Linked DNA regions of Mus musculus: regions 1, 2 and 3 are each linked to region 4. A link is a loop called in an ENCODE intact Hi-C map of the cell type or tissue named here. Cell type or tissue: gastrocnemius. All regions are shown on one strand. Each heading gives the region's core, and the rest is flanking DNA. Links, peaks and the distances in the headings are about the cores only. Region 1 has its middle 41 kb from the start of Ptgis. Region 2 overlaps B4galt5 (UDP-Gal:betaGlcNAc beta 1,4-galactosyltransferase, polypeptide 5). Region 3 holds the start of Gm52569 (a long non-coding RNA gene). Region 4 overlaps Slc9a8 (solute carrier family 9 (sodium/hydrogen exchanger), member 8).

Region 1 (7,641 bases), core at 1,009-6,008, 180 kb before region 4:
GGTTGTGAGCCACCATGTGGTTGCTGGGAATTGAACTCAGGACCTCTGGAAGAGCAGTCAGTGCTCTAAACTGCTGAGCCATCTCTCCAGCCCGAGGAATGCTTTAAAAAAAAAAATCCTTCTTTAACCCCAGAAAACAAAACAAAGCAAACAAACAAAACCATATATATCCATTGTTGCACTGGGGCCAAGCCACAATTTTGGGGTGCTCTCTCTGGAACAGCTGACCTGGGATAACTCTGGGTGATTCTGAGTCCAGGTGGCAGGGAGTTGATTTGTTGGTCATCACCCTTTGAGGCCACAGACACCGTTTAGGACCCGTATGTCCTTGTCCTGAGTACACTCAGCGCAGGACGCTTCATCCTCCTGGCACAGGAAACATCCCAGCTTCAGGAAATTCTGAGCTGGCCCTGTGCGTTGTCCCAGCGGGAGTGGGTGGCAGAATGGCCTGTAATTTCAGCCCTTCCTTGTCCCTAAAATTATTGCCCATGTGAAATGGGTTTCCAAGCCCTGCCCAGGAAAGAGTTGGCGGTGCAGAGAATGCTTTGCTGTACAAAAGAGACACAAATAAAGTAAAGAAATGGAGCCTCCAACAGACATGAAGGCTCCGGAGCCTGCCTGAGCACCAGCTGTATATCCTGCCTCAAGGGGTCTCCATCTGGGCCTGGGCGGACCTTTTAATCCCAGTACTTGGGAAGCAGAGGTAGGCAGATTTCTGAGTTGGAGGCCAGCCTGGTCTACAGAGTGAGTTCCAGGACAGCTCTATCCCAGGATTCCCCACCCCACCCTACCCTGAGCCTGCACAAGGTTCTGGTGGACGTACAGGGTTTGGAGGCCTCAGATAAGCCAAGGATTTAACCTGTAGCCACTTGAGGCCAGAGGAGTTTCTTGCAGCAGCTCAGAATCTGTATAGGGCACAGTTTATCGCTTGGTGGCATTCTGGGCTCCCTCTGGACCAGCCTCGGGCAGGGCTCTGGCAGAGGACAGGCCAGCAGCTGGAGCCTGCAGGGATGTTCCTCAGAGCGGCCATTTCCATAACGGTGCCACGAAGATGGCCATTTCAGCCCACGGTTAAGCCCTACAGCGCCCTCTTTTAGTCACAGATGGCACCTCTTTTCCTTTGTGGGGCAGGCACAGATGTTCAAGACAGTCACTCTTGTCCCGAGGCATGGGACCCGCCTCCACATCCCTGCCATGCAATGGTGGGAAAGTGTTACCTCTGGCTAGTGAACAGCCTTGTCCAGCCGTGCCCACCACCTTTGACTAGCACGGATGGCCATGGGTCGCCTTAGCACGGTGAAGACTTCAGGGAGCAATATTTGTGGGGAGGAGTGAGTGTTCTGTGCAGGAAAAGGGTCCAATAGAGCCCACTCACCCAGGTCAGGTGATCCGAGGAGAGCATAAGGAGAGTACCTGGGTACCAGAGGTAGGCAGAAGCTCACTCTGGGTTGTGGGTCCCTGCAGCCAACGCGGAACCCCAGGCTCCAGGCTCCCCCTGCTGGCCACCATGCAGAACGACAGTCTGGATCTGAGCCTCTCTGAGTGCTTGGCAGAACACCCTCAACACCAGTATTTAATGAGCACCTACTGTGTTTATGGGAGGAGCAACCAGGCTGAACACAGCTCTCCCCTGCAGGGATTAGAACTAGAGAAGAAGGGGGGTGGGGCATGATGACTAAGGTAAGAAACTGCCTTTGTTAAGCACCTACTGTTTGTCCTGACAGTAGTCAGAACCATTGTCCTAGAGCCTGGTCAACCATACACATTTGTTGAGAACCCACTATGTGCTGAGCCTGGGCTTTCCTGGGAGTACACATAGGCTACTATATATTTCAATTCTCAGAACATGAGAGGGAAATTTTTAATATCTGTGTGTGTGTGTGTGTGTGTGTGTGTGTGTGCGCGCACTTGTGCCACATGTGTGAAGATGCCCTTGAAAGCAAGAAGGTAGTGGACCCCCTGGTCTCCTGAGCTCAATGAATCAAATTCAGATCCTCTGGAAGAACAAGAAGTTCTTTTAACCACTGAGTCACCTTCCCAGCCACAATGGGAGCAATGCTTTTTATTTATTTTTTTTTGTTGTTGTTGTTTTCGTTTTTTCAAGACAGGGTTTCTCTGTGTACTCTGTGTCTTACTCTGTAGACCAGGCTGGCCTTGAATTCAGAAATCCGCCTGCCTCTGCCTCCCAAGTGCTGGGATTAAAGGTGTGCGCTACCATGCCAGGTGGGAACAGCGCCTATTACAGTAAGGCTCAAAGAGATCGCCTGTTTATTAGGAGTGGAATAGGGTCCATGGTGTAAGAGAGGAATCGGTCTCTTCACGCCACTGCACTGAGCTGCACATTCATTTACCCAAGTACAGAACAAACTTTTGCAGGGCTCCTACTGTTCGGCAGTCACTGTTCTGTGTGCTGCCTGAGGGGACAGTGGTGACATCAGGAACAGCAGTGTCCTCAGGGAGCTGTTCACCAAGAGGAGATGGGTGAGGGCAGAAGCTAGGAACCGTGTGCACTTGGTGATCCTGCGGCACAGCACGGCAGAGACCACACCTGTGATGCCCCAGTCAGCTGACATAGGGAATCAGAGGCACCCGAGGGTGCTAAAGTGACATCTGTGACATGCGCACCAATCTCAGAAGAGAGGGAGCTGGAGAGACGGCTCACTCAGCACAGAAGCACAGGGCCCTGAGTTCAGTTCCTGGCACACGTGAGAAAAGCCACCCTTGGTGGTGTGCACCAGTAATCCCATGCTGGCCATCCAGGCTCACCTCGCCTGAGTTTCGGGGCCAGGTGAGAGGCTTTGCATCAAGGGCAAGATTGGGTTGGTGAAATGGCTTAGCAGATAGGGGACTCGCCATGCTAGCCTGACAAATTGAGCGTAACCCCAGAACCCATGTGAAAACGGCCAAACCTGCTCTAACATCACCACGAATCAATCGCGCTTCGGTGCCCTCCAGATTGCAGCAATGTCTTCTGCGGCCGCCAGGTGGCGCCAGCCCCAAATGCAAGACCGGCCTCAGCCCTGAGCAACTGTCGGTGTTTGAGGGTCTTGGGAGGCTCCACCATTCGTGGCAGGATGTTAGAGCAACCATGGTCTGCTAATTCAGGCCTGTGGCATGTCTCTTTTCTCACACAGAGCCCATCATAACCATATCCTAATATTGTTGAGAGATCACAGGCAGAGAGGATCCACCAACAGCAGGAGTCTCAGCCAGACAAAGCAAGCCTGCAGCAACCACCTTGCCGGCAAGGCGTGGCACTGAGAGTCAAAGCTGTGCCAGCTTCCATTTTGCCCATGTCCTACCCTACACTGGGCACACTTTGGGATCGCTGCACGGCCTATAGGAGGTTTTTCCCATTTCCTTAGCCCATCACCCTTCCTTAGCTCTGAGGCAGATGCTCTGGCCCCCTTGTGCCTGCCCCTCATATGTGCTGGTGCAGGATCTGCCTCAAGACCTTTGCCCTCTCTCTTCTCTCTCTCTCTCTCTCTCTCTCTCTCTCTCTCTCTCTCTCTCTCCCCTTTTTAAATCCTAGGATGTTTATTACAAAGGTAAACTCTGATCCTTGAGGTGGGCTTATTGGTAGGATTTCTGGTATCAGGCACAGGCACCAGGACCTCCACACTTTTTGGATTCGGGTCAGCTACAAGCAGGGTCGGATCGTATTGGATGAGGATATCTTTGATCTCCTTCTTAGAGGCTTCATCCACATATTTTTGGTAATAAGCCATCAGGGCTTTTGAGATGGACTGTCGGCTAGCATAAATTTGGGCCACACGACCACCACCCTTCACATGGACCCGGATATTGACGCCAGCAAATCGCTCCTTGCCCAGAAGCAAGACAGGCTCCAGTAACTTGTACCACAGCGTGCGCGGCTCCATCATCTCCAGGGGACGTCCATTCACCTTGATGAGCACAAGTCCTCGTTTGCAGGATATACAGCTAATGCTGAGATAGGGAAATGAGCCCCTCCCTGCCAGCTGCTTATGGTCACACTGTTTGAGAAACAGTAACAAAGCTGAGACCCGCAGTGGCCCCTTTCCTACTTCTGTATGAATTACTTGCTTATCTTCTGGGGGAACAGCGAGCCCCCAACTTGGGAACAGTTCAGAAAGGGTTTCTTTTAAAAAGATTTATTTATCTATTTGTTTTATTTATATGAGTACACTGTAGCTGTCTTCAGACACACACCAGTAAAGGGTATTGGCTCCCATTACAGATGGTTGTGAGCCACCATGTGGTTGCTGGGAATTGAACTCAGGACCTCTAGAAGAGCAGTCAGTGCTCTTACCTCCTGAGTCATCTCTCCAGCCCTAGTTTGGAAAGTTTTGAATGTCCTCCAAAGGAGTTTATTCTATAGACAGTGTTATTCTATAGACAGCTGTTTATTCTATAGACAGCTGTTTATTCTATAGAGAGTGTTATTCTATAGACAGTGTTATTCTATAGACAGTGTTATTCTATAGACAGTGTTATTCTATAGACAGCTGTTTATTCTATAGACAGTGTTATTCTATAGACAGTGTTATTCTATAGACAGTGTTTATTCTATAGACAGTGTTATTCTATAAAGAGCTGTTTATTCTATAGACAGCTGTTTATTCTATAGACAGTGTTATTCTATAGACAGTGTTATTCTGTAGACAGCTGTTTATTCTATAGACAGTGTTATTCTATAGACAGCTGTTTATTCTATAGACAGCTGTTTATTCTATAGACAGTGTTATTCTATAGACAGTGTTATTCTATAGACAGTGTTATTCTATAGACAGTGTTATTCTATAGACAGTGTTATTCTGTAGACAGCTGTTTATTCTATAGACAGTGTTATTCTGTAGACAGCTGTTTATTCTATAGACAGTGTTATTCTGTAGACAGCAGTTTATTCTATAGACAGTTGTTGGGAGCCGCGCCCACATTCGCCGTTACAAGATGGCGCTGACAGCTGTGTTCTAAGTGGTAAACAAATAATCTGCGCATGTGCCGAGGGTGGTTCTCCACTCCATGTGCTCTGCCTTCCCCGTGACGTCAACTCGGCCGATGGGCTACAGCCAATCAGGGAGTGACACGTCCTAGGCAAAGGATAATTCTCCTTAATAGGGACGGGGTTTCGTTTTCTCTCTCTCTTGCTTCTTACACTCTTGCTCCTGAAGATGTAAGCAATAAAGTTTTGCCGCAGAAGATTCTGGTTTGCTGTGTTCTTCCTGGCCGGGCGTGAGAACGCGTTAATAACAATTGGTGCCGAAACCCGGGACGAGAGTTTACCATCACCGGTGCAAGAAAGATCCCTCATTCCAGAACCAGAACTGCGGGTCGCGGTAATAAAGGTTCCCGTAAAGCAGACTGTTAAGAAGGATTCAACTGTATGAATTCAGAACTTTTCAGCTGGGGAACGAGAGTACCAGTGAGTACAGCTTTACGAGGTAAGTCTGGTCTTAAACTTTCTAAGGAAATTCAAGACAGTCTATCAAAAGTAAAGTGGAATATGTTTGGCCTTGAATTTTTTCTGGTGTTAGGAGCCCTTTTGTTCCTTTTCACATGTTATCAAGTGATTAAGATAGGGCTAAAAATTCTAGAGAAAATTCAGGACAAGCTATCAGAAGTAAAGTGGGGAGAGAGAGTAAGAACAAAGAGAAAATATGGTACACAAAATAAGTATACAGGCCTTTCCAAGGGTCTTGAACCCGAGGAAAAGTTAAGGTTAGGTAGGAATACCTGGAGAGAGATTAAAAAAAAAAGAGGAAAAAGGGAAAAGAAGAAAGATCAATTAGCGGAGGTCTCTAGGAAAAGGAGCCTGTGCTCATCGCTGGATGGGCTCGGGGAGCCAGCTCTTGGTAGCTCTGAATCAGATGATGAATTCTCCTCTGAAGAAACAGACTGGGAGGAAAAAGCAGCTCATTATGAGAAAAAAGGGTACCAGCCAGGTAAAGTACTAGCTAATCAGTTAAGGACAAAAGCGGCTGGCGAAGGCCAGTTTGCTGATTGGCCTCAGGGCAGTCGGCTTCAAGGTCCGCCCTATGCGGAGCCCCCGCCCTGCGTAGTGCGTCAGCCCTGCGCAGAGAGACAATGCACAGAGAGGCAGTGCGCAGACTCATTCATTCCCAGAGAGGAACAAAGGAAAATACAACAGGCATTTCCAGTCTTTAAAGGAGCCGAGGGTGGGCGTGTCCACGCTCCGGTAGAATACTTACAGATTAAAGAGCTTGCCGAGTCGGTCCGTAAATATGGAACCAATGCTAATTTTACCTTGGTGCAGTTAGACAGGCTTGCCGACATGGCACTAACTCCTGCCGACTGGCAAACGGTTGTAAAAGCCGCTCTCCCTAGTATGGGCAAATATATGAAATGGAGAGCTCTTTGACATGAAACTGCACAAGCGCAGGCCCGAACAAACGCAGCTGCTTTGACTCCAGAGCAGAGAGATTGGACTTTTGACTTGTTAACGGGTCAGGAAGCTTATTCTGCTGATCAAACAAACTACCATTGGGGAGCTTATGCCCAAGTTTCCTCCACGGCTATTAGGGCCTGGAAGGCGCTCTCCCGAGCAGGTGAAACCACTGGTCAATTAACAAAAGTTGTCCAGGGACCTCAGGAGTCCTTCTCAGATTTTGTGGCCAAAATGACAGAGGCAGCAGAGCGTATTTTTGGAGATTCAGAGCAAGCCGCGCCTCTGGTAGAACAGCTAATCTATGAGCAAGCCACAAAGGAGTGCCGAGCGGCCATAGCCCCAAGAAAGAACAAAGGCTTACAAGACTGGCTCAGGGTCTGTCGAGAGCTTGGGGGACCTCTCACCAATGCAGGCTTAGCGGCCGCCATCCTCCAATCTCAGAACCGCTCCATGAGCAGAAATGATCAGAGGACATGTTTTAATTGCAAAAAGCCTGGGCATTTTAAGAAAGATTACAGAGCTCCAGATAAACAGGGGGGGACTCTCACTCTTTGCTCTAAGTGTGGCAAGGGTTATCATAGAGCTGACCAGTGTCGCTCTGTGAGGGATATAAAGGGCAAAATCCTTCCCCCACCTGATAGTCAATCAACTGATGTGCCAAAAAACGGGTCATCGGGCCCTCGGTCCCAGGGCCCTCAAAGATATGAGAACCGGTTTGTCAGGACCCAGGAAGCAGTCAGAGAGGCGACCCAGGAAGACCCACAAGGGTGGACCTGCGTGCCGCCTCCGACTTCCTATTAATGCCTCAAATGAGTATTCAGCCGGTGCCAGTGGAGCCTATACCATCCTTGCCCCCGAGAACCATGGGCCTTATTCTCGGCCGGGGTTCACTCACCTTGCAGGGCTTAGTAGTCCACCCTGGAGTTATGGATTGTCAACATTCCCCTGAAATACAGGTCCTGTGCTCAAGCCCTAAGGGCGTTTTTTCTATTAGTAAAGGAGATAGGATAGCTCAGCTGCTGCTCCTCCCTGATAATACCAGGGAGAAATCTACAGAACCTGAGATAAAGAAGATGGGCTCCTCAGGAAATGATTCTGCCTATTTGGTTGTATCTTTAAATGATAGACCTAAGCTCCGCCTTAAGATTAATGAAAAGGAGTTTAAAGGCATCCTTGATACCGGAGCGGATAAAAGTATAATCTCTACACATTGGTGGCCCAAAGCATGGCCCACCACAGAGTCATCTCATTCA
Region 2 (7,227 bases), core at 2,228-7,227, 160 kb before region 4:
TTTTGAACTCATTCATTCAGTGACACAGTCAAGCCTTGAACCACCAGCCTTCCAGCTCAATCTCCCAAGTGCCTGGGATGTGGGTCTGAGCACACTGGGAACTTCGCTGCCTCTGCCCGCTTCAAACCTCCCCTGTGGCTCCGAGGCCCTGAGCAGTCTGTCTGCTCCCCATAGAATGTGCCCCAGGGGGCGGGCTTCCCAGCAGTCTCTGCTCCCTGCAGCTCTTACACACTCGTGATGCGTGTTTCACGAATTCCGAGAAGGGCTTGCGATTATGACTCCTGTCTTTCCCCAGTCCAGCTCTTCCTGTGTTCTGTCTTGACCAGGTTTGCTGAGAATTCGCTTCTTTTCCTTTCCCTCTCCTTCCTTTCTTCCGTGCTGCGGATGGAGCCTCACGCATGCGCAGCAAAGGCTCAAACGTGGGGTTTCACCCCTCCCCCCTTATTCCATGCCTCCTTGTTCATTTTAATTTTTGAGACAGGATCTCTGTGACCCAAAGAATTTGGGCTGACCTTGAATTTGCTATGTATGTAGCTGAGGATGGTCTGAACTAACTCACTCTCTCTCTCTCTCCCTCCCTCCCTTCCCTCCCTCCCTCCCTTCTCTCTTATTTTTGTGTTAGTTTGGTTTGGTTTGGTTTTGGAGACAGAGCCAGGATTTCCTGTGTAGCCCTCTCTGTCCTGGAACTCACTCTGTAGACCAGGCTGGTCTGGAACTCAGAGATCCACCTGCCTCTGCCTCCTGATTGCTGCAATTAAAGGTGCCACCACTGCCCCAGCCTAAATGCTTTTAAATAAGCATTTTTAAGAACATCACTTGCGCTGGGCGTGGTGGAGCACGCCCTTAATCCCAGCAGATTTCTGAGTTTGAGGTCAGCCTGGTCTACAAAGTGAGTTCCAGGACAGCCAGGCCTATACAGAGAAAAGAGAAACCCTGTCTCAAAAACCAAGCAAACAAAAAAGAACATCACTTGCCTCATTGCTTGGACAAAGAGCTTAAAGAAGGATTTGTGTCGGGCAGTGGTGGCGCAAGGCTTTAATCCCAAAGGGCAAAAAGGATCAAGTAACCAAAACGTGTAGGTAATGTAGGAATCAGGGATGCTGAAGGAAGAGAAGCCCAGCCCCTAGCTGGAGAAGTTTAGGGTATGCTGGCCAGGAGGACCCACTATCGAGTAGGGGGTGGAGGATGCTGGGAGAACCTGGTGGCCAGACTATGCTTTGGTGTGTTAGGAGGCCTCGCAGCGGTTTGTTCCTGTGTGAGAAGCAAAATGGAGCAGAGAGGGGCAGAGTGGTGCCCTAGCCTGCTGGTCACACAGGACTCTCAGGGAAGGTGACACTTGGCCCTACAGAAAGCAGCTGTAGAATGCTAAGACAATGGACCAGTCACAGGGCATTTTACACATCCTAAATTTATTCCACCACATGCAAATATGTAGGCAAACTATTGGGGGGATCCACCCCCCCCACCCCCAAGCAAACAAAAACTCACTTATTGCTTTTAGAACAAATTACTTTTAGACTATGCCTGGCAAAGCTTTTAAGTGCACACAATGAAGAGCAGCCGGGTAGCCCCTGATAGGGTTTCAGCTCCGGGCAATACTTCACAGCTCACTTTCTGACCTCAAAGCAGCCTCCTTAGGTCCCATCTGAGTCACTCAAGTGTAGTGACTTCTCAGGTTGGCACTTAGTGGCAAAGGCTGTCAAACACCCATAACAAGGCCCCACCCTGGGTCCCACAGGAGACTCAGGTGAAGGTTGAGTGAACCATTGAGATGAGATACAGTTCTCCGGAGAAGGTGACTCCAGGGATGGAGACATCTTCACAGCATGCTCTACAGACTGTCACATCTATCAGGAGGGTGACTCCCCTCCCACTGGCGTTGAGACCCCCTCTGCTGTGCTCAGCTATCTCCCCAGGGCCAGCACCCCTGGGTCTTCCTGCCACCTTCCCTGGATCGCAGTACCTGTGATACCCACTGCCCATCTCCATTTTCCATCCTTCATCCGGTGTCACTTTTGAACTGTATTCAATGATTCTTTTTTTTTTTTTTTTTTAAAGATTTATTTATTTATTATATGTAAGTACACTGTAGCTGTCTTCAGACACTCCAGAAGAGGGAGTCAGATCTTGTTACGGATGGTTGTGAGCCACCATGTGGTTGCTGGGATTTGAACTCCTGACCTTTGGAAGAGCAGTCGGGTGCTCTTACCCACTGAGCCATCTCACCAGCCCCTCAATGATTCTTGAGAATGCCCAACTTTCCCTGTGTCCCCTGCAGCCGCACTTCTTCCGGGATGCAGCACAGCTCCATGCTTCCTGCTGTCCGTCCCACAGACCCCACCCAGACCCAAGCATCTTGTCTTCTGTAACCCCTAACCCTCTGAGTCCTGTTCTCAGCACCTCCTCCCCCCTCCTCCAGGAACTGATCCTCCAGGCCAAAATGGCTCTTTCCCTGATGCCCTCGCCAGATTACAACTTCCCACCTGCTATTTTTGCTTGGTGGTCTTCAGCCCCTTAAACACAATACAGAAGATGGTACCACACAAAGCGGGGAAGATGGCAGCTCCCAAGGACTTCCCCACCCCCCAGGCCTGGGGTCCCACCCTGGCCTCTTCTTCCATCACTCCTTACCACCCTGACATCTTTGCTCTTCACTCTTGCCCCCCAGTGGGCGACGTCCCTAGAAACTGTGAAATCCCACCATATACAGCCCCAACTCCATCTTTCTTAGTATGTGCCCAGCCTCCTTCCCGGTCCCACGGGTCCTGCTGAGTTTTGCCTGCACTTTGGTGCTGTGAGCACACATCTTCCCTTTCCCGGGTCTCCAGCTCTACCCCACATGGCCTCCACTTTGACCAAGTAAGGACCAGCCAGCAGCCTTCTTTCCCAGAACATTCTATGGACTGAGAGTGGTCCCTTCTCTTGTCGGCAGTGACTAGATGCAGGTAAAGAGAATACTGGGGGATGAGGAGGTGGGATGGGTGGAGAGAGCTCGGTGGTTATGAGCACGGACTACTCTAGCGAAGGAGAATCTGAATTCAATTCCCACCACCACCATGGTGGCTCGTTAACTCTAGGTCCAGGTGAGCAAGAGCTCTCTTCTGGCCTTTGTGGGCCTCAACCATGGAAGGGAGGGAGGGAAGGATGACGGACAGACAGACAAGACAGCAGAGCTGGGGCTCTGTTGATGAGAGCTGGCGAACAAGCACGGAGGCCTGGACGCTAATCCCAGCACCACACAAACTGAGCTTGGTGGTACATAGCTACCAGAAGTTCACGACCATCCTCAAGTACACACACAGAACAAGTTAGGGCCAGCCTGGGCTACGAGATGGGAAAATAAGTCAAAATGCACACACACCGGGAATGACAAGCCTTCAATTCCTAACAGTTTGTGATTACAACACGAGCAGGATCTGGCAGAAAGAACCCAGGACTGCCCACCGAGAATGTTCTGGCAGAAAGAACCCAGGACTGCCCACCGAGAATGTTCTGGAGCCAGATCTTCATTCCCTGGTGTCGCCAGTGTGTGGTGTTCTACAGAGGAAGGGAAACCACCCTGAGAGGCAGCTAGACAGAGAGACGACTACCAAGGTTTGGTTATTGAATATGTATTTTTTACTGAAAAAATCATTCATAAATTAACATACAAAAATGTACAAACACATGAGTGAACAATGTAATGACAAGGACTATTTCTGTGAAAAGTGTTTTTAAAACATCTTTAGGTTTCAGTGCAAAAATGTACCCCTGGCACCTTTTAAAACAAAGAGCAAGCTCACAACAGAGACAGTAATGCTGGGCTAAGCTGGCTGCGTCAGTGCCTCAATCTGTTGGTGGTGGGTACGTCAGTGTGTACGCCGCGGCTCTGTGCTGTCCTCTGAGGAAGGGAAGCGATGACAGAGTCCCCTGACAGAGTCCCCCATTTTAACAAAATTAAGGTTTTGCAAATACCCCCTCCCCCGAAGAACCCCTGTGCAGAGAGGGGCCTTGCGCGCACACACAAGGCAGGCAGTTGAGGAGGTCATCTAAGGGTCACTCGTCTGTAGCACTCAGTCATCTGGGCTGCCACAGTACACCAAGGTCACACTCCATTGTCACTGTCATTTTTTTCAAGCAATGACCTACGCTGTGGCTCAGTGGTAGCTTTGGCTGTGACACTGCCCACTCGGTACGTGACTGGGTGGCCAATGACAGACAGTGCCCACAAAAGTCCACACTAAAAACAAACTTGGACATGATTGCAACAGGACAGAAGCGACCCTACTTGAGCAGTAAAAAGACCTTTGTCCCCAAATCTGCATTTTCCCTCTTCAATTAAGTATCAGCCTTTGGCTCAAAACAGTACCCTGTGGCTAGTGTAAGATTGCAGCGCTTCAGCCAGGATACATGCCGCGTGCACCGTTGTCCCTCCAAAGGACACCATGGCTCCAGCACAGTGAAGCACTCCTGGCCTTTGGTATGGAAACAGAAGAATGAGGGAGAGAGGGCTGGGCCGTGACTCAGTGGCAGAGCACTCGCCTAGCGTGGTGGGCCACGGGCTTCATTGCCAGCACTGTGAAACTAACCAAGGGAGGCGGAGGGAGGGTGGAGACCGGGCGGAACCCAGGCTTTATTGCTGTGTGTACCGTAAGACAAGGCAGGTCAACGCAGCGGTGCAGCTCCTTGCCCAGCGCAAACAGATGACGCGGCTCACCAGCTCTCAAGGGCAGACACCTGCTCTCTCATATGAGCGGGAAGCACTCTGCAGTGCCATCTGTTCCCTAGTTACCACACTAGTCTACAAAAAGAACAAAACACAAGAAAAAACAAGGCCTGGCCAATCACTCCCACAGTCTGTGGGGATCATCTGTCCTCAGAACCAACTGTGTGATGCAAAACCCCACCCCCACATATCTACATCCCACCCCCACCCATGTAAACCATGAACATCAAGGGTGCTGAAGGCAAAGAGGCAAAGAGCTTGAGGCCAGAAGAGAGCGTTCCTCACCACACACGATCCCTGCTTTAGGGACTGGGGGTGCAGTGGAGGCAGACACAGGAAGGAGGTGCCCTTTTCAGTGCCCTTTAGGAACTCATGTCAGGGAGCAGGGGAGACTGCTGGGCTGACTGGCCCCTGGCTGACATGCACCCCAGGGCCACCTGCTCCTGGGCTGAGCCCTCCTGACCAACTGCTTCTTAGCACAGCACAGTGGCTTCCTAGAAACTAAAGAGGGAAACGGAGAAATCACTGAAGCCAGCTGGTCATGCAGGCACAGCCCAGAGAAACTGTGGCCAAGTTCCAAAGAAAAAAGGGAACGGTCACCCAGCAGCCACTGTGTGTGTGAGGAGGTGTAGGGAGCTGGACTGTGCTACACAGCACAGGCTGACCTGGAACTTGTGACACAGCTCACACTGGCCTCATATCTCCTGGTCTCTAGCTCCCGCCATCCATACTGGAGTGATAAGCCTGTGCCCTGGGCCTTTGCCTCCCCTCCCCTGCACATCCCAGCTGGCTCCGCTGGGTCTGTAAGAGGGGAGAGCACTGTGCCCCTAACAGCAGTTCCAGCTTAGGGGCTGAGTCTCCAGGAGGAAGTCCTTGGGGGAAGGGGCTAAAGGAGGGGACAGGAAAGGAGGGGCAGAGCAGAGAAGAGGGGCTACAGTGACCGGAGGTTCTTTGTTCCACCCTGCATCCACTTCCTTCCTAGATGACAGGGACTTGGGTGATGACACTCAACTGCGTGGGAACTGGGGTGTTTGCCACCCAAGGTGATCTAACATATGAGGCCCTCACTTTGATGTGGAGCCAGCTATAAAATTAAACTTTAAAAAGGCATTTTACATGGCTTATTTACAACTGCACTTCTTCAAGAAGTGACTGTTATATGTCTATCACACCAAGTCCCTCCCCTCTGTCCTCAGTCCCCACCCAAAGCAGAAAATTTTTCTTTAAAAAAAAAAAAAAAAAAAACCACCAAAAAAAAAAACAACCCCAAAACCCCACAAACAAACCAAAACCAAAACAAAACAAAACAAAACAAAACAAAAAAACCCAAACAAACAAAAACCCCTAAACTAAGCCAAATGAAAAATGAAAACCAAAGAGAACTGTAGAGATGCAGAGACGGGCCTTCAGGCCAGGGGGCTTGGCCACCCATCTATCCAAGGGGCACCTAGCCTGGCCCTGCAGTTCTATGGGTTGCAGCTGAGACAGGACCTGGGGGCGGTGGGGGGGGGGGGACGGACAGGGACGGACGGAAGGGAGTGGCAGGGCAGACATCTGTCTTGTGGAATAGACACCAGTGCTGATGACAGGTGTCCTCAAGTCTCCTGTCCCTGTTGGGCCCTACAGCGAAGGCCTTTGTGCGTGTGCTCTGTGACAGTTTTCTGGAACCCCTATGGTCCTGTGCTCCACTCTCTTCTGTCCTCCTGTGTTGACCCCCAGGATGGCGGGTCGCAGCCCGTCCAAGGGAGCGGTGGGTAGGTGAGTGCGGCTTCTCTTCGCATCTCAGTACTCAGTCACCTGAGCCAGCTCGGGTGTCAAGTTGACAGTTATGTTTTTATACAAGGCGTCGTACGTGACATTCGCAGAGTAGTTCAGGTTGTTGAGGCCATCCAGTCCTTGCCGCTCCTTTGACTTCCTCAGCAGAGCGTACCTGGGGAGCCGAGGACAGAGAGGGAGGAGAGCTGACGCCCAGCTTTACAAGTCCAGGGCAGATGCCTGGACCCGTCTTCCAGCATCTCATCTAATGCCTCTGAGGCCCAAGGAAACGGAGGCTCCAGAGACGAATCCCAGGTCAGAACTGGGGAGCTCCGGAGATTACAGAGGAGGGGCAGAAAGAAGTCAGGCTTAGAGCCCTACCACTCCCTTGTAGATACCTTTACAGCACAGGGGTTAGCAGAAGGTGACCTCAACTCTATCTCACCAATGGTCACCTAAAATGTCTACCCTGGCTCATCAGGACAGATGCACACCCATGGTGCCCGCCACACACTGTGGCAGAGCTGGTGCACGCAGCAATTTCAGCAGTGAGGGGTCAACGGCAGGAGGATGGAGAGCTGGAGGCCAAGCCAAGCATAGACACGGCCGCAAATGACAAAAGCAACAGAATGGGCTGGCTGAGAAAGCTGAGGGGAGAAATCAGCTACCAGCCACCCTGAGGACCAATAAACAGCACCAACCTGCCAAGAAACTGGACCTCTCCTCGATGGTGGTGAGGAATGGACTTGTATTTTCCTGTGTCCCCT
Region 3 (7,641 bases), core at 1,205-6,204, 240 kb before region 4:
CCCCATGTCCTGGGAGCACAGGCCCCACTCAGGCTATGAGAGTCCCCATTCAAGATCAACATCTGGAGTTAAAAAAAACAACAACAAGGACACAGGGAGGAGGTCACAGCATCACCTCAGCAATGGTTCAGATGTCCCCAGTGTTCCCTGACCAGAGGCAAAGGTCTCAACTCAGCCACAGAAATATCTGGCTGTCCCTGAGGCCCAACCTTACAATTGCAATCTCTCATCGTGCAGTCATTGTGGCTGCATGAGTATGTTGTTTGTTGTGTATGGTGTGTATGTGGGTACATGTGTATGTTGGTGCGTTCATCAATGTGTGCCTGTGCGCATGTATGCATATGTGCATGTGTGCATTTGTGCATGTGTACATGTGTGCCTGTGTGCATGTGCGCCTTTGTGCATGTGTGCATTTGTGCATGTGTACATGTGTGCCTGTGTGCATGTGCGCCTTTGTGCCTGTGTGCATATGTGCATGTGTGCATTTGTACCTGTGTGCCTGTGTGCCTATGTACCTGTGTGCATGTGTGCCTGTGTGCCTGTGTACCTGTGTGCATGTGTGCCTGTGTACATATGTGCCTGTGTGCATGTGTACATGTGTGCCTCTGTGCATGTGTGCCTCTGTGCATGTGTGCCTGTGTGCATGTGTACATGTGTGCATGTATGTATGTTTGCATGTGTGCCTGTGTGCCTGTGTACCTGTGTGCCTGTGTGCATGTATGCATATGTGCATGTGTGCATTTGTGCATGTGTACATGTGTGCCTGTGTGCATGTGCATCTGTGTGTATGTGTGCCTGTGTGCATGTGTGCATATGTGCATGTGTGCATTTGTACCTGTGTGCATGTGTGTATGTGTGACTGTATGCATGTGTGCATGTGTGCCTGTGTACATGTGTGCCTGTGTGCATGTGTACATGTGTGCCTGTGTGCATGTGTACATGTGTGCCTGTGTGCCTGTGTACATGTGTGCCTGTGTGCATGGGTGTATGTGTGCCTGTGTGAATGTGTACATGTGTGCCTGTGTGCATGTGTGTATGTGTGCCTATGTGCATGTGTGTATGTGTGCCTGTGTGCATGTGTATATGTGTGCCTGTGTGCCTGTGTACCTGTGTGCATGTGTGCTTGTGTGCCTGTGTACATGTATGCATGTATTCTCCTCTATTGCAGAGGTTCTCACCCTCCCTAACGCTGTGACCCTTCAGTACCCTATAGTACAGTTCCTCATGTTGTGACCCCCAATCATAAAAGTGTTTCATTGCTACTTAATTGCTGTAAATTTGCTACTGTTATGACTCATAATGTAAGTATCTGTGTTTTCTGATGTCTTAGGTGACCTCTGTGAAAGGGTCATGTGACTCGCGCTCACAGGGTAAGAACTGCTGCTCTATTGCTTCCCACCTTGTTTTTCGAGCCAGGGTCTCTCACTGAACCTACAACTTGCCTTTTTAGCCACATTGACCCACAGGGAACCTCAAAGGACCCACCCCACTCCCCAGCGCTAGGGTTATAGGCACCATACTCAACTCTCCCCTAGGGGCTGGGGTCCAGACAGTCCCTCATGACAGTCCCTCGTGCCCGGCATCCAACACTTTACTCACGAGCCCTTTTCCAGATCATGGTTTTTCATAACAACTAAAAAGCACCACAGGGCGGTCTGACCCAACCCTGTGTCCAGAGGACAGAGGGAGTGACCCAGACACAGAGGTCGCAGAAGCCCATGTTGCATGGGTCTGACTGAGGCCTGGCCATCTCTGGGCCACAGTCACTTCCTTATCCACGGAGCAAGGCCTTCACCCCTGTACACTCAAATCTTGTCCTGAATGCCCCTCTGAGCTCAGAGATAGCTTGGTAGAGATGACCTGTAAATGTCTGGTGTGTTACCTCGGGGCCATTAGAATCTTGGTCACACTGTGACTCTTACTGTAAATGTGTCCTGTTGGGTGAGTAAACTGAAGCACACAACTGTAATCCCAACACTCAGCAGGCAGAGATAAGAAAATCACCAGTTTGAGGCCAGCCTGGGCTATATAGTGAGTTCCCAGCTATCCTGGCCTACACAGCAAGATTATCTCTTAGCCCCCTTTGCCCCCCCCAAAAGTATTCAAATAAAGCATACAAACCCTCAGGACTCTCAAGGCCTTAGAGGGCCAACTTTCTTTTCATGTGTATGTTTTGGGCAACACGGATACATTTTTATATTTGAAATATACTTGAAAAGATGGAGAATTTCACATGTACACAGGAAACACTAAGAGAAAGAAAGCCAGGTGTGGCTGTACAACTGTGATCTTAGCAATAGTGGAGGCAGGAGGATTGAAAGTGCATATAAGGGTTAGAGAGATGGCTCAGTGGTTAAGAGCACTGACTGCTCTTCCAAAGATCCTGAGTTCAAATCCCAGCAACCACATGGTGGCTCACAACCATCTGTAATGGGATCTGACGCCCTCTTCTGGTGTGTCTAAAGACAGCTACAGTGTACTTAGATATAATAATAAATAAAATTAAAAAAAAAAGAAAGTGCACATAACACATATGAGTAAACCACAGACAGACAGACAGACAATGAAAGGGAGGAAGAGAACAGGAGGAGGAAGAGAAGGAGGAGGAGGAGGAGGAGGAGGAGGAGGAGGCAGAAGCAGTAACCTAAGCCTTCACACTTGGTGTGCTGTAAGAATTCAGCTTCTCTTTGCTTCATCTCATTTCTTAAAGGCAAAAATTCAAGCACATCGCTACCACATCTGGATTGAGGTGGAAGGCTCTGGCCAACGCCCCCCACCTTGATCATCATGGATTTCATCCCCTTCTCTTCCACAGGTTTGGGGGGCTCTTCTCATACAATGCTCTCACACAGTGCGTCAGCAATTTAATCAGCCCCTATTCTGGCACGGGTCAGTTTTAGCTCTGTGGTCACAGTGTGGCCATGAGTATCTATCACTGTATATGAGTGTGTCTGTGGGGTCATTTCCTGGAAGAGAGACCATGGGAGAAAACGATCTGATTTGATATTTTGGTAGGGTTTCCGCCACTTGGTCTCCCGGGCATACCGCACCCACCAGGTCTGGGAACTGCTTGAGTCTGCCTGAGAGCAACTGTCCAACACTGCCACCTGCTGCTCACACTAGGAAACAGCCTTTCATGGATCTACCCTCTGTATCCCATGGAAGGAGGGAGAGTTGAAGAAACATTTTCTGGAGAACCAACTGGTGCTGGGATGGGACATATGTTTAGCACACTGGGTTTCTCAAGCAGACAAAGTGTGCACATAGCCTATTCTACCACCTGCCTGCTGCTCCTGTGACAAGTGATTTCACCTGTGGGAGCCCCGGACCCCCCCCCCCAACTACATTAGAGAGTGAAAGCCCAGAGAGGGCCTGCAGAGGCTGGAGAAGCCAAAGGAGAGCTCAACATGCTAGGCGGAGAGGTGAGCGAGATGCCTGATGCCCATTCCTGCCCTCCGGGTTGATGCTTGTCTCTGACAGTGATGTGACAAGAGGAAGGAAGCTACAGCCTCTGCCCAGCAGGCTGGCAAACCAACAGGAAGACAGGTCACAGCCCTAGGGTTCAGTGTCCTCAAGAGCTCTGAATCCAAATGGACTGTGATGGTCTGGATGTGAAATGCGTCCCCAACAGGCTCACATACTGAAGGCTTGGTTCCCAGCTGGTGGCATTATGGGGAGACAGCTGGGTTGTGAGGAAATTAGCCTCATAGATGGGCTAATGGCCAGATGGGTGGGTGTACGGCTGGGGGGGGGCGGCGGGGGGGGGAGGTAGCAGATCGTGGGTATGTGCCTTTGAAGGGTGTGTAATATCACCAGACCCTTCTTCCAGCTTTCTCCACTTCCAGGCTGCCGTGAGGTAGGCAGCCTCCTCTGCTGAGTGCTCCTACTGAGTGCTCCCACCCCCACTGTGTTCAGGTACAGCACAGGCCCACAGCAATGGAGTCAAGTGGCTGTGGATCGAAACCTCTGAAACCAGGAGCCAAAACACATCCTTCCATCTTGAGTGTTTTCCTTGGATGGTTTATCACACAGTTTTCACTCCTTTTCTTTCTATTAGCTAATTAATTAGTTAATTTTTGGTTGTTTGAGATAGCGTCTCACTATGTAGTCTTGGCTGCCCTGGAGTTGGTTATGTAAACCAGACTGGCCTCAAATTCACAGAGATCTATCTGCCTCTGTGATGACACTAAAGGTGTGCACTACCACGCCTGGTTATTGTTGCTTCTTACAGGAAAGACCATTCAGTCTTCTGTGCACAGGACCCACCACCTATGGGCAAAATGTTCTTGTGCACTGTGTGAAGATTCAAACGCTCATTTCTGTCTCCCTTGTATCTGGTTGCAATCCTTATTCAGAGAATCTCCTGTCTCAATCTTATGTAAACACCAGCTTCCCAATTGTTCCCTGATATGTCAATAAAGAGAGCTTAATAGCCAATGACTGAGCAGGGGAGAGAATAGGGCGGGACTTCTTGCCAACCAGGGGAGGGGATGCAGCCCAGGAAAGAGATAGAAAGCCATCTTGGGGATTTGGGTAGGGAGGTAGCCAGATCAGCATAAAAGACTAAAACAGAGTGGTAACTGCTCAGTTGTTGTGCCTTTAAAGCGTGTTAACTAAATATAACGATCCAATCTCAATTATTTGGGAGCTAGCCGGGTAAGAGGAAAACTGTAACACAGTTATTAAAATGCCACTAACAAGCACCCATTTCTGCAGTGACCTCATGGTGCTTACCCGCTGACAAGGAGCCTCGAGCCAGTTTGGGGAGCAGCAGATCCAGCTGGCGGAAGGTATGGAAAACATCCGCTGAGTGGACACGATCTTGGGCCTGACTCTCATGGGTGCGTGGTGAGGCCTCCACTCCATATAGGGTCAGGTAGCCGGCGCTGTGGGGGACAGCAACGAGTCAGGTCCTGACTTTCTTTTGTTCCTACCCCGCCTCAGGTTCCCTTCTTCAGTTCCTACCCTGCCTCTTTTGTTCCTACCAAGCCTATTTCCTTCGGGGATGGACTCTGACCTGAAAATGTAAGATGAACTAAACCCTTTGTTTCCCAAGTTGTCTTTAGTCAGAGTGTTTTATCACAGCAACAGAATGGAGCAGAACACTACACCTTCCTAAGCTCCCCCAGTCACAGGTCTCCCAGGAGAGGGTTTTCCAAGCAGGGAGAGGGAGAAACAGGAAGGAGGGGGGAGAGACTGAGAGAAGCATGCACAGTCCCCACCCGGCACCACACCCACAATGTGCATGCCACAGTAGGCCCGCAATGAATGTTAGGTCACTGGTGGTGGGTAGCTAAGTCTGTGGAGCAGTAGTAAGTGGCTGAGTGGGTAGATACATGGATGGATGCAGAGGTGTGGATGGGTGGGTGGATAAATGGGTGGATGCAGAGATGTGAAGGGGGTGGGGGGTGGATGGATGGGTAGATGAATGGATGAGAGTGGGTGGATGTGGATGGGGTGTGTGGGTGGTAGGGTGACTGGAAAGATGGATATACAAATAGAACACACTCCTGAGGACTCTGGTGACAAGCCATCACAAGCCTGTCTACCAAGAGCCATGCAGGCCACCATCACAACCCACCTGCACCCCACTTCCCTCTCCAGCCCAGCCCAGTGTCTGTGCCCCTGGAAACGAACCCTCAAGGTAGGAGACTCACTCCTGCTCTCTCCTCTGGGCTAACAAGAAACCCGCTTCCCCTAGGAACAGTTAGGGCTCAGAGGCCAAGCTCAGCCTTCCTTCCCTGTACCTCATCCTCAGCCTGAAAGATTCCTTTCTTCCCCTCTTCTAACTCTGGGCAGACGTGGGGACGCACTTATAATAGTCAGCTCCCCTACCAGCGTACATGGATCCAGGTGGCCAGTAGGTGGCACTCTGTGCCATAAACTAAAACGGAGCTGACAGAAAACCCACAGCTCCCAGAAGGTGGAGTTAGTGGCCTAGAGACTATGTAGCAAGCTTTCCCGGGAGGAAACCCAACTACCTGGGCCCTGGAAAGGAGCCCTCTGCTCAGGGTGAAGTGAGTTGCCAGAGAGCCAAGGAGGCCAGAGTGGAGCTTAGGACGCCACTTTGAGGGAGGGCCACCACAGGACATATTGGGTCATATGGACTGTCACCTCCTATCTGCCTTTCTGAATGTTACATACTTTCCTAGTTCAGGTAACTGCAGTGTCCCAGCACAAAGGTAGAGGCAGGAACTCAGGCCAGGCCCAGGCCCCGCGGGACGCCTATGCTGGTGACAACCAGCCCTTTCCTAAGGCCCCCTACCTCCCTTCCGTAGACCCTATACATCCTCACCTGATAAAAGCCTTCAGTAGGTCCTGCCAACCGTGTATTCTTGCCCTCTTAGGGTCCAGGCTATCACTACGACTCACAGATAGTTGGTGCCCCTGCCTGGTTCTCACCTACAGATGTCCTCTACATAGAAACATAAACTAGATTGCATTGGGGCCCCTTCGTAAGTCCCTAAAGTCACCATCCAGCTGAGCCTACATTCCAAAGCCTTCCTCCGGGCTGAGAGGCCGACTTCTGCAGACATCTCTACCTGCTCTCTCCTCTGCCACTTCCCAGCTTTGCTCTCGCCACCCTGGCTTCTTCCCACACCAGGGCCTTGCCCGTGATGTTTCCTCACTAAAGTCTTGGCACAGCCGGCGCCCCATAGCCCTGTGGCTGAAAGCCCCCAGATGCCCCATTTCTGGGTCTCTGCCTTCTCAGGCATCAGGAACGCACCTGCTGTGGCCCCTGCTGTTTCCTGTGGGACCATTGAAGACGCTGCACAGCTGAAGAAGCTGCACTTTGCTGCACTGTTTTTACTACAGTTATGAGGTCCGACCTCAGGTCGAGCTCCCTGGTGAGTCTCCCAAGCAGCACTGCTAGCCAGAGTCTAAGCCACAGCACAGATGCTGTGATGCTCAGCTAGAGGACTGTGCTGGCTGGTTTTGTGTGTCAACATGACACAAGCTGGAGTTATCACAGAGAAAGGAGCCTCCTTTGAGGAAATGCCTTCATGAGATTCAGCTGTAAGGCATTTTCTCAATGAGGGGAGGGCCCGGCCCATTGTGGGTGGTACCATCCATGAGCTGGTAGTCTTGGGTTCTATAAGAAAGGAGGCTGAGCAAGCCAGGGGAAGCAAGTCAGTAAGTAACATCCCTCCGTGGCCTCTGCATCAGCTCCTGCTTCCTGACCTGCTTGAGTTCCAGTCCTGACTTCCTCTGGTGATGAACAGCAATGTGGAAGTGTAAGCTGAATAAACCTTTTCCTCCCCAACTTGCTTCTTGGTCATGATGCTTTGTGCAGGAATGGAAACCGTGACTAAGACAAGGACTCTCGCTTTGGAGGACACTCAGACACTCGACACCCTTTGACAGTTAACATCTGGTTTATAGCTCAAGTTGTGTGAAGTGAATTCGGGGTTCCACCTGAACCACCTCCCTCCTTTGAGCATCTCCCACAGTGTCCCCACCCACAGGGTAGCCCCCAGTTCCCTCAGCCATGACAAGATTGTGGGCTCACCTGAGCAGGGCGTTGTAGGAGAACTCAAGGAGACCTGTCTCCTGCCAGCCACTGCCTGCTTCTGTGGAGTCACCCAGCAGGACCGTGCGAAGGTTGGTATACATGGCTTCTGTGAGCGCCTGCAGGTCTCT
Region 4 (7,641 bases), core at 1,473-6,472:
AAGAGAACGCTTACTGAGAAATGCCCACTGTAACCACGCCCCAGTCAGCATCATTTTTGGCACCCCTCTCCCACCCCATTGCTTTGCCACATGCCTATCCAGTGCCCTTCATCCTTTCTCCTTGACACCTGGCCATGTGTTGAAGCACATTGACCTGAGGAAAACGCCTTCCCTGGAGTTTGGCATGATGATCATTTTTGCTTACCTGCCATATGGGCTGGCAGAAGGAATCTCACTCTCAGGTAAGGAGTACCCAGCATGGGTACACAGTAGAGGTCTTTCATGTGAGTTGCTTTCTCTTGGCAGAGACAGGTGCTGTGATGCCCCTGTTTTACCACAAGAAAACCTGAGGTTGACAAAGAGTAGGTACAGTGCCCAACAGGGCTGAGGAGTTGAGGTGCAGGCAGAAGGTCAGGAGTGCAGGTCATCCTCACCACAGAGCATATTCAAGTTTAGCCCAGGCTATGAGTTCTCTGCCTTAGAAACAAAATCACACTCCTGAGGTGCTTTAACCAGGGACGGCGTTTGCTACTGAGACCCATGGCCTTACCTTGATCCCGATTCTCCATAGTGAAGGGTGAGAAGCAAGTCCAAAATCTGTGCCGTCTCTCTCTCTCTCTCTCTCTCTCTCTCTCACACACACACACACACACACACACACACACACACACACACACACACACGACAGACAGATAAGTAGATAAATGCGATCTTCTTTAAAGGCAGCGGCTAGAAAGACAGCTCTGTGGTAAAGCAAAGACCGAGAGTAGGAAGAGTGAGCCTGGACCACACTGCTCAGGAAAAAGCTGAGTGTGGGGCACGCCTGTGTCCATAATCCCAGTACTAGGTGCTGAGACAGGAGGATGGCTGGCCAGCCAGTCTAGCAGAATTCAACTACAGGTTCAGTGAGAGACCTTGCCTTAAAAATGAGATCAATAAGCTGGGCAGTGGTGGCGCACGCCTTTAATCCCAGCACTTGGGGGGCAGAGGCAGGCGAATTTCTGAGTCCGAGGCCAGCCTGGTCTACAGAGTGAGTTCCAGGACAGCCAGGGCTACACAGAGAAACCCTGTCTCAAAAAACAAAAACAAAAAAAACTCCAAAAACAAACAAAAAATGAGACCAATAGAGGAGGACACCTGCTGTCAACCTCCAACCTCCACTTGCACGTGCGCGTGCACACACTTGTGCATGTGTGGACACTCATGGATGTGTACAAACAGTGGACACAGCACAGAAACAAAACAAGGACACACGTGCTGCTGTCCCAGCTGGAATTGGAACAGTAATGTACCGACTCCTGAGCTGATGTTCAGAGCCTGCTTAACCCATCTCCCTCCAGCAAGGAAACCACACACTGCAGCAAAATAGAGTTGCTACATACTATAGCGGGGTGGGGTGTCTTAGTTAGGGTTTTACTGCTGTGAACAGACACCATGACCAAGGCAACTCTTATAAAAGCAACATTTAATTGGGGCTGGCTTACAAATTCAGAGGTTCAGTCCATTATCATCAAGGTGGGAGCATGGCTGCATCTAGGCAGGCATGGCGCAGGAGGAGCTGAGAGTTCTTTGTCTTCATCCAAAGGCTGCTAGTGGAAGACTGACTTCCAGGAACCTAGGGTAAAGGGTCTTACGCCCACACATACAGTGACACACCTATTCCAACAAGGCCACACCTACAAATGGTGCCACTCCCTGATCCAAGAATATACAAACCATGACATGGGGCTTCTTTTTATTTGTGTGGTTTGTTATTTTGGTTTTTTTGGGTTTTGTTTTTGTTTTGTTTTGTTTTTGAGACAGGGTTTCTCTGTGTAGCCCAGGCTGGCCTGGAACTCAGAAATCTGCCTGCCTCTGCCTCCCAAGTGCTGGGATTAAAAGTGTGTGGTACCACTGCCTGGTTTATAGCGGGTGCTTCTTAGACACTAAAATGCGTTGTGTGTTTTGATTTTACAAGATGGGAGTTTCACTAGGTAACCAAGGCTAGCTTTGAGCTTGAAATCCCCTGCCTCTGTCTCCTTGGCTGAGATGGCAGACATGTGCCCCTCACCTGGCTACCACACAGGCTTAACCTCGACACCCCCTGGACTGGGCACCCGGCTGACTCCTTATTCAAAGTTGTTAGGCAGATAGAGAGGTTGTAAGATTCAAACCCTGGCTTCCTGGGCTCCCAGCTGCAGATACCTTGGATGTTCTAGAGAGGTGGCCCCAGCTGTAGGAGGAAGAGCTGCCCACCAAGCACTGGCTCCTAGGACCTTTCATGCTTTGGGCTCAGTCAGTAGGCCCTTCCTGTTAGCTTTTTGCCCCAAGTGGTATGGATCCTGTGACACTTTGTCAAGTTATGAGGCTGGATGTGGAGGCTCTGTGCAGATCCAGAGCAAGCCTCGTGCCTTGTCCCCATGTGCAGGGACAGCTGAATGGGGAGGGCTCTTCTTGACACCAGTTCCTCACCCTCAGGTAAGGGCTGCGTAGGGACCTGTTGAGGAGGAGAAGCACCACATAGGCTGGCCTCTGCCATGGAGAGGCTTCTCCTTTAAACTGCAGTGAGGCCAACATCCCTACGGTCATCTGTGTATGGCGTTCTGTTGAGTTGTGTCTGTGACAGGTGTGTGCACCTGGCTGGGTGTAGAGGAGGCCTTGCCCCATACTGTGTCTTCTTTGGTCACCATGAGCTACATTATTAGTGGTTATTTCTAGATGTCACTAAAAGTCATGTGACACACAATGATTAAAGTACCTGATTCTGACAGGTGGCAGGAAGCACTACCATCTCACTGTCCCAGGGTGTCTCCGTCCCAGGGCTGATGAGACTTTTCTACCTTTGGCCTGTGAACATTCACAAATGTTTTATGTGGGTGACTACTTAGTGAGGTTACTAGGTTAGGTGATATACCAGTTTTACTTTGTTAGGAACTGCTGAGTGTTTGACAGTGACTAGTTCTGCTGGGGTGAGCAGTGAGGGGAGACCACGCCTTTGGGAGGCAGAGACAGGAGGATCTCTGTGAGTTCCAGGACAGCCAGGGCTACACGGAGAAAACAAAACCAACCAACCAAACAAAAAAGTTCAGTTCTATCTGCTTTTCCAGCAGATCATGGGCATATAAAATTCAAAAAGATTTTTTTTTTAAATTATGGTATTTTTTGTGTTTTATCTAATCCATGTATCCTCCCAACAGTGAGCCCTTGTAGCCCCATTCCCTCCGTTTGATGTCTGTGTACAGGTGGTGGTTACAGTAGGTGAATCTGAGTGTCAGGGTGGGGTGGCCTGTGTGTGGAGGGGCTTCGTGGGCAGACTCCCGAGGAATCCCTTGGAGTGCTCATCTGAACTCTCCTGTAGCCCCAGACCTTGGCCCATGGTGAAGTACCTCTGGGTCATTCCAGCATTCAGAGTCAAGCGCACAGTCAGACTCAGCATCCGTGCGCTTGTCCACAGGGAATGGACCGTTTGCATCGGTCACTCTCAGAAGTTTAAAGATTTTGGGTAAGAAACAAATTCCTATCTTCTCAGAAGTGAAGCTGGACCTGTCCAGCAGGGCTGCAGCGGCCTAACAAAGAGCCATCACTATACCGAGTGTTCTTGGTCTTCCTACCCCCTGGCCAGTGCACCTTGGACACCTAGAGCCCTTTGGCCACACTGCCCCCTGCTGGATTTGAGCAGTGCTGTCCTGGGACAGACCTCAGGAATTTCCACACTTCAGTGTCAAGCTAAGTTGCTTCCTGAGGCTTTGGTCTCGGGAACAAGTATTTATAGACCCTCCTGCCAGTCGTAGCAGCATCTCTCTTTGTAGGGTGGCTGCAGTGGTAGTCTGGCTGGTGACAGCATTGTAGCCTGGGATCCTCTCTGGTTAACACTGCATCAAGATGAGAAGGATGTTGGTGGTTCTTAGACTTAAGCCCAAGACCACTCCCGACTACATCCTCCCTCCTGGTCCATGGGTGCTTCTTGCTGGTGGTTGCTGTACAGTACTGGGCATCAGGCCTGGGGCTCCAGCCAGGGCCTTGAACATGCTAAACATGTCTTACCAGAGCTGCACATTTGTCTGCTGTCATTCTTTTTTTTTTTTTAGATTTTTTTTTTTTAAAGTTTGTTTTGTGTTTGGAGAATAGAGTCTGTATTATGTAGCTCTGACCTGAAACTCATCACAGATCTACCTGCCTGTCTCCCAAGTGCTGGGACTAAAGGTGCTTGCTACCCTGCCTGGGTAGACATATTTTTTTGTGAATGATTGTGTGCCACAAAGTGCTTGGGAGTTGTGTGTGGTTCTTAGCTACCATGTCAGTGCTAGGAGTCAAATGTTATGGTGTCGGAAACCAGAGCTAAAAAACCAGAATTTTTCAGTTATTTTTACAATCATGGGAAAGGTGCATGTTATGGGTTTATGGTCAGATAATTAACATATCACGAAACATTTTATGGTTGGCTATGACCATAAAATAGAGAACATTCCAGTCCTCTGCCACGTATACAGCAGAGCCCTGTGGGGATTTCAAAGAGTAGGTGGCCTGTTTTGCAGGGCCTTGCATGTGATCAGCTCAGAGGCTAGTGTGTGACACTCCCTTTGTACAGGTGCAGTTGGCCAGTGAAACTGTTTCTTCAAAATGATGGAAGTGAATTAAAGCTTGGCTTATAAAATTGGATTTTAGCCGGGTGTGGTGGTGCACGCCTTTAATCCCAGCACTTGGGAGGCAGAGGCAGGTGGATTTCTGAGTTTGAGGCCAGCCTGGTCTACAAAGTGAGTTCCAGGACAGCCAGGGCTACACAGAGAAACCCTGTCTCGAAAAACCAAAACCAAAACCAACCAAACAAACAAACAAAAAGTTGGATTTTCAGTTTTATGTATGTTGGCATCTTGTTCAGTGGCTTAAAAAACCTCAGCTTCCTTCTGCCCAGATGCGGCTCTGATAAAAAGAACCTGTGTAGAGCCTCAGAGAGGGGAGCAGTCCTCAGGGAACACAGACAGATGAGCCCAGGAAGAAGCAGTCAGTTACCTTCCTGGGTAACAAGTCACACTATGCCTGAGAACAGTAATTGGTGACTACAGGGAAATTAAAATCAGTGTATTTTAAAGGCCCATCAGATGGCCCTACCCATTACATCCAGGTTTAGGGGCTTTTCACATGTAGATGCAATGCCAGCTTCTTACCTTTAAGCTAAGGGTAAATGTCCAGTGATGCTCACAGCTACTGAGCCTGGTCCTGTGCTGTTCAGTTCACACAACTTATCTCCCATCCCTCTGACTGTTGTGGGAATAGGGACTGCACCAACTACAGCTGAGGAGAAACCGCATGTCCATTTCTCTGCAACTTCTGGAAGGCCTCACAGCTGTGTGTCTGCCTCCACTCCCAGTTAGTTTCATGTAGCCCAGGCTGGCTTCAAACTTGCTGTTAGCCAACTTCTGATCTTCTGACATCTGGCATTACAAGTGTGTTTGCCATCACATCTGGCTTATGTTCTTAAGGGGGATACTAGGCAAACAATGTGCCAACTGAAAGCTGCATCTGTCTCTTTCTGTACCCTTTTCTTTCCTTTTTACATGTATGGGTGCTTTGCCTGAATATATATCTTATATACTGCACACCTGACACTCTTGGATGCCAGAAGTGGATATAGAATCCTCTGGAATTTAGTTACATATAGTAGAGAGCTGCCTTGTGGGTGCTGGAAACCAACAAACATGGTTCCTCTGGGAGAGCAGCCTTTCCAGCCCCTTCCATTTTCTTAAAGCCCTAATATATTTGGGGTTTGGGGAATTTGGGGATGATGTTGTTTGATTTGCACATCTGTCCCTATGCTCGGTGTCATGTCTGCCCTCTGCCTCTCTCTCCAGGCATCATGGCGATCCTGTTTTCTGGCATCGTGATGTCACACTATACACACCATAACCTCTCCCCAGTCACCCAGATCCTCATGCAGCAGACTCTCCGAACTGTGGCCTTCCTGTGTGGTGAGTCACACAAACTGGGATTCCTGCCCTCTCTGTGTGTAGGCTAGGATTCTTCTTGGCAGCAGGGCACAGAGCCCCCCAAGCCCAGGTCATTACTGTGCCCCTACCTCCAGGGCTGGCTCCTCTGGACTTGTGATTCCATAAAAGACGTGAAACACCTAAGAAATGGACATCTGATGGTTGTAGATTATGGTCAGAAGTAGAGATGCTGTTGAACATTGCAGACGTCTGATGTGGAAATGATGCTGAGGCCGGGTGGATGACCTCGCCCCTAAGTCCTGGACTCTCAGGGTAGTTTCAAGATCTCTGTGAGTTCGAGGCTTTCCAGCTAGGGGCACTGTGAGTTTGTAAGGGAGGTGTCCTAGCACGGAAGGAACTCCAGAGCAGCGTTCCCTAGGCTGAACATGAGGTCTTTCTGTTAAGCAGCAAGAGTTGGAGCTTCCTCCCCCATCTTGCTATGACCCTATTCCTGCTCATACCTGAAATGAAGGTGCCACCTCTAGCTATTCCGACACTCACACTCTCACTCAAGACGAGGCCTCAGTTGCAACCTCAGCCTCCCCTGGTGTTGAGGGGCCCTGTTTCACTTTGGAGCCAGGATGGCAGGGCTGGCTGTGGGAGGCTGGGTAAGGAGAAGCCAGGGAGCCCATTGCCAAGGAGCAAGCTAGAAGACAGCCTTCTAGTGTCATAGTCATTTGATCCACACAGTTCTCACCAGAAAGCCTCAGCTAAAGGTTTTGACCTGACCTGACCCCCTCAGGGCAGGCAACAGAGAACAGCACACTCCTCAGCTTCTGTCTGCACCCAGACCAGCTTTACATGCAGGGCACATGCATGCAGCTCCTGAGACTCCGTCACACCTGCTGTCAAACTCACCAGGCATGGGCTTTGTCCTGACAGCTCCTCCAAGAGAAGTTCAGCCAGTGCACTAGGCCGTTCTGATGTAGCTTGCATTGCCAGAAGCAGCTTTTATGACCACCCTAAAAGGCTGGGTTAAGTTAACCACACATTCTTTTTTTGTTTTTTCAAGACAGGGTTTCTCTGTGTAGCCTTGGCTGTCCTGGAACTCACTTTGTAGACCAGGCTGGCCTCAAACTCAGAAATCCCCCTGCCTCTGCCTCTCAAGGCTGGGATTAAAGGTGTGCACCACCACGCCCATCTTAACCACACATTCTTGCTCCTGGGAAAGGTGAAGTCGGCCTAGGTGCTCTGGCTTGGAGGATCAGACAGTATCAGATAAGAAGGCATCTCGGAGGGGAAGGCCAAGCACCTGCTGCTTGTGGCCCCACTGAAGAACCCACCCTGCTGAGCCGTGCTAACAACTCACCAGCTCGTGCACATCTTAAAATGCAGTCCCTATCTCCTTAGCGCTTGGGCTCTTTGGGGGCCCATAGTTTAATCAGGAGCCTGGAAAGTTGTTTTCTTTCTTTCTTTCTTTCTTTCTTTCTTTCTTTCTTTCTTTCTTTCTTTCTTTCTTTCTTTCTTTCTTTTGTTTTTTGGTTTCCTTTGTTTGTTTTTGTCTTATTTGTTTATTTATTGAGACAAGGTTTCTCTGTGTGGTCCTGGGTATCCTGGACTTGGTTTATAGACCAGGGTGGCCTCGAACTCACAAACATGCAGATGCTTCCTTCTAAGTTTTGGGATTAAAGACGTGTGCCAACCATGCGTGGCAGGAACCTAGACTTGGGAGGTGCTG

What was found. Peaks named below come from ENCODE experiments on the same cell type or tissue, not always from the same donor. Only the 100,000 strongest peaks of a DNase experiment are listed, where the experiment ranks them.
Region 1: it touches region 4 in a loop (2.4-fold over the local background); 11 of 42 quality-filtered maps call a loop at or near these places.
Region 2: a loop joins it to region 4, with 2.2 times the contacts of the local background. A loop is called at or near these places in 9 of 42 quality-filtered maps.
Region 3: it touches region 4 in a loop (4-fold over the local background); 8 of 42 quality-filtered maps call a loop at or near these places.

Annotation. Positions count from the first base shown.
Region 1 is chr2:167,277,846-167,285,486 of GRCm38, forward strand. No RefSeq gene overlaps it. Among named protein-coding and RNA genes, the nearest start is that of Ptgis, 41 kb to the left of the region's middle. In gastrocnemius, for the core only: CTCF peaks have their summits at 1,506 (motif pointing left) and 2,978 (motif pointing right); DNase peaks (open chromatin) are centred at 1,475 and 2,984.
Region 2 is chr2:167,294,849-167,302,075 of GRCm38, forward strand. B4galt5 (UDP-Gal:betaGlcNAc beta 1,4-galactosyltransferase, polypeptide 5) reads right to left here. Exons shown (of 9, transcript NM_019835.2): 8 at 7,162-7,227; 9 at 3,596-6,635. The coding sequence ends at 6,488. Among named protein-coding and RNA genes, the nearest start is that of B4galt5, 51 kb to the right of the region's middle. In gastrocnemius, for the core only: no CTCF peak of the experiment used is centred there; DNase peaks (open chromatin) are centred at 4,653 and 5,244.
Region 3 is chr2:167,216,475-167,224,115 of GRCm38, forward strand. It overlaps Ptgis (prostaglandin I2 (prostacyclin) synthase), which reads right to left. Exons shown (of 10, transcript NM_008968.4): 4 at 7,511-7,641; 5 at 4,735-4,886. It overlaps Gm52569 (a long non-coding RNA gene), which reads left to right and starts at 4,882. Exons shown (of 3, transcript XR_003954099.1): 1 at 4,882-5,025; 2 at 5,605-5,644; 3 at 6,713-6,971. In gastrocnemius, for the core only: CTCF peaks have their summits at 3,113 (motif pointing left) and 5,859 (motif pointing right); DNase peaks (open chromatin) are centred at 3,100, 4,852, 5,888 and 6,169; H3K27ac peaks cover 194 bases.
Region 4 is chr2:167,459,513-167,467,153 of GRCm38, forward strand. Slc9a8 (solute carrier family 9 (sodium/hydrogen exchanger), member 8) reads left to right here. Exons shown (of 17, transcript NM_148929.3): 10 at 137-242; 11 at 5,829-5,945. Among named protein-coding and RNA genes, the nearest start is that of Spata2, 30 kb to the right of the region's middle. In gastrocnemius, for the core only: a CTCF peak has its summit at 3,643 (motif pointing left); a DNase peak (open chromatin) is centred at 3,623; H3K27ac peaks cover 1,637 bases.